Linked DNA regions of Homo sapiens: region 1 is linked to region 2. Evidence: read pairs that join two places in POLR2A ChIA-PET (ENCODE). Cell type or tissue: K562. All regions are shown on one strand. Links, peaks and the distances in the headings refer to the core of each region. The heading gives the core; the rest is flanking DNA.

Evidence for each region. ChIA-PET counts read pairs that join two places held together with the same protein. Peaks named below come from ENCODE experiments on the same cell type or tissue, not always from the same donor. Only the 100,000 strongest peaks of a DNase experiment are listed, where the experiment ranks them.
Region 1: POLR2A ChIA-PET joins it to region 2 with 5 read pairs; 1 of 35 experiments calls an interaction of 5 or more read pairs at or near these places.

Annotation. Positions count from the first base shown.
Region 1 is chr12:113,930,874-113,935,260 of GRCh38, reverse strand. All of the region lies in intron 16 of RBM19 (RNA binding motif protein 19), which reads left to right. Among named protein-coding and RNA genes, the nearest start is that of RBM19, 33 kb to the left of the region's middle. RefSeq lists a cis regulatory region at 2,214-2,231, a silencer at 2,109-2,287 and enhancers at 2,150-2,294, 1,010-2,940, 2,544-3,227, 3,228-3,911. In K562, for the core only: a CTCF peak has its summit at 1,871; DNase peaks (open chromatin) are centred at 1,600, 1,820 and 2,290; H3K4me3 peaks cover 480 bases.
Region 2 is chr12:113,376,976-113,381,362 of GRCh38, reverse strand. PLBD2 (phospholipase B domain containing 2) reads right to left here. Exons shown (of 12, transcript NM_173542.4): 6 at 521-618. Among named protein-coding and RNA genes, the nearest start is that of PLBD2, 21 kb to the right of the region's middle. RefSeq lists an enhancer at 494-1,019. In K562, for the core only: no CTCF peak of the experiment used is centred there; a DNase peak (open chromatin) is centred at 1,862.

The DNA.
Region 1 (4,387 bases), core at 322-4,321, 550 kb before region 2:
GAGCGGCACTGAAAACAAATTGGTGGAGGCCTCTTCCCGCAGCCTTGGGTGGCAACAGGAGGCAGGCTGGGGACACGTGGTGGCTCCCAAAGTGACCGCTTCCACCAGGCTCTTCATTTCCTTGTGTCCTGGGGATTATCCCTCTCTGCTGTCTTCTTTTTTCTCTAACACTTGTCACAATTTCTATTTATTCTGTTTATTTGTTACTTGTATTTGTTTCCTATCTCAGCCAGACTTTGAGCCGTGAAGGCAGGGAATGGGGCTGTCTCCTTCACTGCCCGGTACCCAGCACCCCGGGGGGCCCAGGCATAGGGAAGCTCGGTTCACAGGTGTCAAGGGAGTGAGGGAATGCATGAGAATCTGCCTCTCTGTTCCTTCGAAAGATGAGGCCGGGTCATATTTGTCTTTGTGTCCCAAGGCTCTGGCACACAGTAGAAGCTTAGTTAGGTTTGAACGTTTGGTTTTCGTTGTTAGCCCAGCCTCAGAACACAGTGGTGACAATAACACCATCAATCAAAATAATAGAGGGGGCTCCCATTTGTCCCCACTCTCACAAATGGCCCTTTATTTTATTTCAAATGCTTATCACTTCCTGGAATTGTGTCATGAATGGTTCCTTTCCCCGGTGTTGCTCTGTCGGACTCTGCCCCTGGAATGGCCACTCCACATGCCGAGACCCCATTCACCTTGCTCACGGCAGTATCCTAGCACCCATGAACGTGCCCCAGTGGCTGATAGTGATCAGGAAGTGTGTGTGAGTGAACCCAAGAGCAAAAGCAGCAGTTATGCCATGCTAGGCATGGTTCTAAGTCCTTGGCATCCTCATCATGTGAGGCCTAGAGCCCCTGGGGAAATGGCCCTGAGATTTCCAGTAAGCAGCCATTCTGTGACTGGCCAAGCCACCTGCCTCTCTGAGGCTCAGTTTCCATATCTGTAAAACGGGCATGATATCCGCCCCGCCCTCTGAGGGCGTGGTGGGATGTCACATGCACATCACCAGTCTTCCGCTGCTGTTGGTGACTGAGCAATATAAATCACAGTGCATCTTGGGAGGCTGAGGCAGGAGGATCACTCGAGTCCAGAAGTTCAAGACAAGCCTGGACAGCATGGCAAAACCCTATTTCTACAAAAAATACAAAAATTAGCTGGGCGTAGTGGTGCATGCCTTGTAGTCCCAGCTACTCAGGAGGCTGAGGTTGGAGGATCACTTGAGCCTGGAAGATGGAGGCTGCAGTGAGCCGAGATTGCACCACTACACTCAGCCTGGGTGACAGAGCAAGACCCTATCTCAAAAATTAAATTAAAATTTAGAAAAATATGGCACAGTGGATAGTCTTTAACTCACCATGGGCACCAGCCCCAAGCCAGCAGCCGAGCTGGGTGATCAAGATGGACACCACACAGATGCACAGACCCCCTTCCCCAGGAACTTTTGAGCTGTGGAGGACAATAGAGCTGTTGGGGGACAAGTGAGATGTCACAAGTAGTAATAGAAGTGGGCCCTGAGTACAGAAATGTCTGCATCACAGCACAGGGTGCATCACGGAGATAGCATGCTGTGGTTTACGGTCAGAGTGTTTTCCCACCCCCTGCCCGCGGGTCCCCCTGCTTCCTGGGTCTACATTGTAGGTTTGAGCATGTGTCCAACAGCCCCTACCTCCCAGAGGGGCTGCTTTCCAGGGCCTGACCATGACTCACACAAAGAAGGCCTTAGAGCCCGGCCGCTGGGCCTCCTTTGGCCCGGGAAGTTGTGCGTGTCTGTGCTAATTCCAAGCCCCGCTGTGTCCCGCGTCATCGGTGAATTCCCACAGAGCTGATCTCCAGGGCCTCCTCCTGCCCTCACTGCACGCAGCACATGCACAGCCCCTCCTGGCGGGTGCTGTTCTTTTCACCTGCTCCTCCCCCACCCCCACCCTCTTTGCATTGTTCCTGAAGCTTCACCAAATCCCCGACTCCCCCGTTGTACGAGGACAACGAGGGCTGGGGGGACTCAGCCAGCCCACAAAGCCCTGGATTTTCTCAGGCTCCCAAGGAAGAAGAGTAGGAGGGGAGTGGACATACCTTTTTTTTTTTATTTTACCCCCTTCCTTTCTGCAAAGCTCTCCTGTTCTCTGTACCAGTCTCGAGGGAGGGGGACAGCGTGTTTTATCTCCCCACAACCAAGACCCTCACCTCCAGATAAAGGGCTCAGAGTGGGGGGAGGTCCTGAAAAGCTGCTTGCAACTGATAACAGTCTTTGCTGTCAGCTCCAGCGCCGAGAGCCGGGAAAGGGGAGGAGGCCGCAGTAAATTCTGTGGCCTGATTATAATAAAGCCCCATGTGGCGATGCGTGACTGGATTTGATTGTGCTAACTACAGATGGAAGCACAGTTCCCCTGCCTCTCCCAACCCCCTCCAGCCCACCTTGCTTTTAGATCCTTCCCCCAACTCCCCCGCCCCCAGGCCTAGCCCTGATTCCTTTCTCACTTCTTCCCTCTTTTTCTGGTTCCTGGTGTTTTTGTTGGCAAACATCTGTTTGAGTTTCACAATACCTTATTTTTTTCTTTCCCATCTTTCTTTTGTCTCCCAACTTGGGGCCAGCAGCAGAAGTGCTTTTTAAAATGACCTTTGGCTTCATGGCCTTGGCTCCTGGCTGTCTCCACGCCTCTCTGGACACAGCCTGGCCTGGTGACTCGGGGAGCAGTAGCTGGCTGGCAAGGGTGCCCAGCTGTGGACTCGGACGCCTGGCACTGGCTGGCCTTCCTGGGAGCCTGAAGCCAGCAGCTTACCCTGCAGGGAGAAGGAGAGGGAGGGCCGAGGGCTCCCCACACTGGGTTGTCTTATCTCTCCCAGGGTTAGGGATTTCCAACATTTTCCCCTGGATTTCTCTCTCAGCAAGGCCTGCTGGGCAGTGTGGGTAGCAAGGGTAATATTAAGAACGAAACTGTTCTCTCCCAGTGCTCGCTGCAGGCCCAGGCTCAGGTCTTGCAGCCTGCTCTGCATTCATTCTCATCATCGTCCTGCAAGTAGGCACCATGATGGCCAGCCCCTTTTTAGATGGAAAGAAGGAAGCACAGAGAGTTTGCATGACTTGAGCAAGGTCACACATGTGGAGAGAGCCGGGATATGACCTGAAGCCATCAACTCTGAGGCCTGTGCTCTTACCTAAGACCTCACAGCTCTTCTCGATCACAATAAGGGCTATTTCATGATCGCTGTGTTCTAGGCACATGCTGAGTGCCCAACAGACTCATCGCCCACAAGTAGATCTGTTCTGAGCCCAGTGCTGGAGATTCAGTGCCAACTGAGTCAGACTGGGTCCTGTCTCGAGCTCCCTGTGTAGTTGGGGAGCACAGATAGAGGAGCAAACTGCTCAATACAGTGATGATGGAATAGGACAGGGCTCTGAAAAGAAGAAAGCAGAAGAATGGAACAGCGAGTGGTTGGGCCCAGGCTGGAGACTGCTTTAACTAGAGTGGACAGGATGAGCTCCCTGTGGGGAGGCTGTGTGAGAAGGAGCCAGGCCTGGGAAAGCAGCAGACCAGCAGAACAGGCAGAGGCCAGCAGGTGCAAAGGCCCTGTGGTAGGAAGGGGGCTTGGCAGGCTCGGCCATCAGAAAAGAGACCAGTGCGTTTGGAACGGAGGTGACGGGAGAGAAGGGAAAAGGGTGAGGGATGAAGTCAGGGAAGGTGGCGAGCCAGGGAGAGGGGCAGAGGGCACAGCAGCAGGGAGTCTCTTCAGTTGTCCAGGTGAGGTGAGGGGTAACAGAGCCATGGCCTGGCATGTGGAGGAAATAGTGGATACTTGCATTTCTAAACAGCCCAGCAAAGCGCAGGTGTATGAGGACTGCTGGCAAAGATAACAACTCTTCCCCCTTCGAAGCACACCAGCCACAGCTCATGGACCTGGGAGGCCATGCTGAGGGCTGCTGGGCCCTCCAGGTTGTTGCCCTTATAAGACTTGGGAACTCCTGGAATGCCATGCTGGGGACTAGCTGGGTTCTGGGGCCTTGTGGGAGAGAGGGGGAAGGGCCATTATCTTTGCCAGTGGTCTGTATACACCTGCACTTTGCTGGGTTTTGAAACAACCTATACAATACATCCTATACAATATACTCACATTAATTTACAATTCATTTAAACTTCAAATGTAGATTTTGCATTCTTCGTCATAATTATTACATTATCGTCCTTTTAAAATTTGGTAATTGAGTTTACAGTCACTCACTGTTCTGTTTACCAATTTTCCTACAAATGAGCATGACTTTGGGGTTTTTGTTTGTGTATGTATTTTTGGTATTAGGGGAGAGGTGGTTTTAATAAGCTCTATTTTATAGGTAAGGGTGCAGAGACAGCAGTGAAGTCACTCACCCAGGGCCATGCAGCTAGGTTGTGGCAGGGCTGGGACT
Region 2 (4,387 bases), core at 140-4,139:
ATGAAAACAACACACTGTAAACAGCCTCTATTCAGCAAACCTGGTCAGGTCAGAGGGGCTCTGAGGAAAGCAAGAGGGAGGCAGGAGGAGAGGGAAGCGGTGGGGATGTGGGGGGGGCGGGGGCACAGTTATCCTGAATACATAAAAACAAGTGAGGTCACTGAGGTCAGGGATAGTCCCAAACATCCCCAAGTCCAGCCTTTCCTGACAACCAGGGTTACATGCAGAGTCCCAGGCCATCTGCAGGTTTTGGAGGCCCTGTGCGGGGCCTGGGGGTCTATGTTTAAACACGCCCTTGTGGTGGTCCAAGTCCCCAGAGCAGGGGAAGGGCGAGTCTGGGCTCTGAATGGCAGGTGGGGCAGCGTCCACCTCATCCTCCACTGCACCCCTGGCTCCTACATGGCACCCAGCACTGGGCTGCAGCCTGGTCCCCACTTGCCGCAGGAATCAATCCTGCCAGCTCAGAGCCGCCGTGTGACAAACACCCCAGGAACAGAGGAGACATGAGAAAGGGACTCACCAGCCCACTGCCCAGGATGTAGAAGTCGTCGCAGGAGAAGATGGTGCCGGGGTAGGAGGAGAAGACCAGCTTGTTGCCGGGAACCAGCGGGTAGTCCCCTGTGCAGGCAGAGCGAGCCAGGGATGCTGGTCAGACAGGCACAGGTGGAGGCCCCTGCACCCTACCTAACAAGACACAGGCACAGGGGCACAGGCAGGCCTCCGAGGAAGCCCCCACTGTGTCCTTTTTGTCATTTAGCAAATGAGGTCATTGGGCATATAAAAGTGCATATACGTGCAAGTAAAAATAAAAGCTAGCAGCAAAACTTATATAGTTGGCCCTCCATGTCCGTGGGTTCCACATCCTTGGATTCAATCGACTGGGGACCAAAAATACTAGGAAAAAAACATGATTAAAAAGAAACAACACAGCTGGGTGCAGTGGCTCACACCTGTAATCCCTGCACTTTGGGAGGCCAAGGCAGGCGGATCACGAGGTCAGGAGACCAAGACCATCCTGGCTAACACGGTGAAACCCGTCTCTACTAAAAATACAAAAAATGAGCCAGGCGTGGTGGCGTGCGCCTATAGTCCCAGCTACTTGGGAGGCTGGGTCAGGAGAATGGCGTGAACCCGGGAGGCAGAGCTTGCAGCGAGCCGAGATCGCGCCACTGCACTCCAGCCTGGGCGACAGAGTGAGACTCCATCTAAAAAAAATAAATAAATAAATAAATAAAAGAAATAACACTAAAAGATAAAACAAATTTTAAAAATACAGTATAACAACTATTAATGTAGCATTGTATTAGGTCTTACAAGTAATCTAGAGATGATTATAGGATATGGGAGGATATGTATATGTTATAGGTAAACAGTCAGCCGTATTATAGAAGAGACCTGAGCTTCCACAGGGGCTCCTGGAGTCAACTCCCTCCCCAACACCAAGGGACAACTCTGTGTGTGCGTGGGTATATGTGTATGTGTTAAATATATATACTCAGATAGATAGACAAACAGATAAATATTTTGTTCACTGGACATTTTTTTTTTTTGAGACAGAGTTTCGCTCTTTTTGCCCAGGCTGGAGTGCAATGGGGCGATCTCAGCTCACTGCAACCTCCACCTCCCAGTTGTAAGCGCTTCTCCTGCCTCAGCCTCCCGAGTAGCTGGGATTACAGGCCCACCCCCGGCAGGTACCCTCACCCCTGCCCTAGAACTCCTTCTACCTGAAACCCATCCCTTGACAAGTGCTAGTCTGGTTTTATGCACTGTCTGCAGCAGGGCTACTGTGACCTCACGCTTATGCTGGAGGCTCATTACCCCTGTGATCTTGTAAATTGACTCCTTATACCCGCCCTGCATGGGGGCAGAGAATTATCATCTGCACTTTGCAGATAAGGCAATCTGAGACTCAGAAAGGCTAAGTAACTTAGCAGAGGCCAAACAGTTAAATGGCTGAGCAGGGATTCTACCCAGACCTCTTCCCTACAGTGCTCCAGAGTTCTGGGTGTAGCTCTCTGAATTATCCTTTGTCTTTTTTTTTTTTTTTTTTTTTTTGAGACAGAGTCTTGCTCTGTTGCCCAGGCTAGAGTGCAGTGGGGGGATCTCGGCTCACTGCAACCTCTGCCTCCCAGGTTCAAGTGATTCTCTTGTCTCAGCCTCCCGAGTAACTGCAATTACAGGCATTTACCACCATGTCTAGCTAATTTTTGTATTTTTAGTAGAGACATGGTTTTACCACATTGGCCAGGCTGGTCTCGAACTCTGACCTCAAGTGATCCACCAGCCTCGGCCTCCCAAAGTGCTAGAATTATAGGCATGAGCCACCGCGTCTGGCCTGAATTATCTCTTCCACATTAAGTCTTTGCACTTTAAAACAAAGGGACCAGTAGGCCGGGCACAGTGGCTCACGCCTGTAATCCCAGCACTTTGGAAGGCCAAGGTCAGGAGGCCAGGAGTTTGAGACCAGCCTTACCAACATGGTGAAACCCCATCTCTACTAAAAATACAAAATTAGCCAGGTTGGGGGTGCATGCCCGTAGTCCCAGCTACTCAGGAGGCTGAAGTGGGAGAATTGCTTGAACCTGGGAGGCGGAGGTTGAAGTGAGCCGAGATTGTGCCACTGCACTCCAGCCTGGGCAACAGAGTGAGACTCTGTCTCAAAGAAAAAAAAAAAAAAAAGGAAAGGAAAAAGGCACAGTGGGACCCAGCGCAGAGGCTCACACCTGAAATCCCAGTGCTTTGGGAGGCTGAGGCAGGAGGATCACCTGAGGCTAGAAGTTTGTGACCAGCCTGGGCAACACAGTGAGACCCTGTCTCAAAATAAGTAATTTGAAAAACAAAACGCACAGTGGACCAAACATGGCAGTACTGGCAACTCTCCAAGGCAGCCTAGTGGGCAAAAGAAGGAAGTCGCAAATAATTCATACAGTATAATCTTAATTATGATTTTAAAAAAACTCAGAAAGCAAACATTTTAGAGCAGTGAAACTATTCTGTATAATACTACAATGATGGGTATAGCACCCCATTCCATGCATGAAGCCCACCCTTGGAAATTTTTTTTTTTTTTTGAGACAGAGGCCGACTCTGTTGCCTAGGTTGGAGTACAGTGGCACCATCTTGGCTCACTGCAACCTCTGCCTTCGCGGTTCAAGCAATTCTGGGGCCTCAGCCTCCCGAGTAGCTGGGATTACAGGTGTGCGCCACCACGCCCAGCTAGTTTTTGTATTTTTAGTAGAGATGGGGTTTCACCATGTTGGCCAGTCTCGAACTCCTGACCTCAAGTGTTCCACCTGCCTTGGCCTCCCAAAGTGCTGGGTTTACAGGCATAAGCCATTGTGCCCAGGCAAGGTACATTTTTTAAAGTCTAGGAGAAAACATAACCAAATGTTCACAGAAATGTTCTCTTTTGGGTTGTGGAGTGTTCAAGTGATTTTCATTGTGAGAGTGTTTTGGTGGATTCTCCAATGTTCTATAACATACCTGTATGACTTATACAGTATGTTTTTAAAAGCTATTAAAATTTTAATGGATATATAGCAATGAGAATGATAGATCTACAGCTACACACAGTAATACAGATGAATCTCACAGACATGCAGAACAAATGAGCACACACTACATGATTCCATTCATATGACATTCAAAACCAGGCAAACCTAACCTATTCTGTGAGAAATCAGGACAGGCGGTTGGATCACTTGAGGTCAGGTATTCAAGACCAGCCTGGCCAACATGGCGAAACCCCATTTCTACGGAAAATACAAAAATTAGCTGGGTGTGGTGGTGTGTGCCTGTAATCCCAGCTACTCAGGAGGCTGAGGCAGAAGAATCGCTTGAACCTAGGAAGCAGAGGTTGCAGTGAGCCGAGATTGCACTACTGCCCTCTAGTCTGGGTGACAGAGCAAGACTGTTTAAAAACAAAACAAACAAACAAACAAAAAACAGAAATCAGGACAGAGATGATGCTGGGGTGGGGGTGTGCCTGGAAAGGGATACGAGGGAAGCTTCTAGGGGCTGGGAATGTTCTGTTTCTCCAGATGGATGCTATACACAGGTGTGTTCCACGTGCAAGAAATTCAAGTTGTACACTTACAGTGTATACGATTTCCTGTATAAATGTCAATTTAGAGTTTACTTAAATTTCAATGAATGGACATTAGGTTGTCACCAAACCACTGTGATAGCAGACTTGCTTATACACACTCCCCATGCAGAAGCTGAAATGTCTCTCTAGGGACAGACTGGAGTCAGAGAATTGCTGGATCACTGGAGTGACAGATTTTGAATTTTATTAGATGCCAGCTGGATTCCTCTTAAAAGTAGCTGTGCCAACGCATACTCCCATTAGCAATGAATAAGGCTGGACACTTCCCCACCTCCTCAC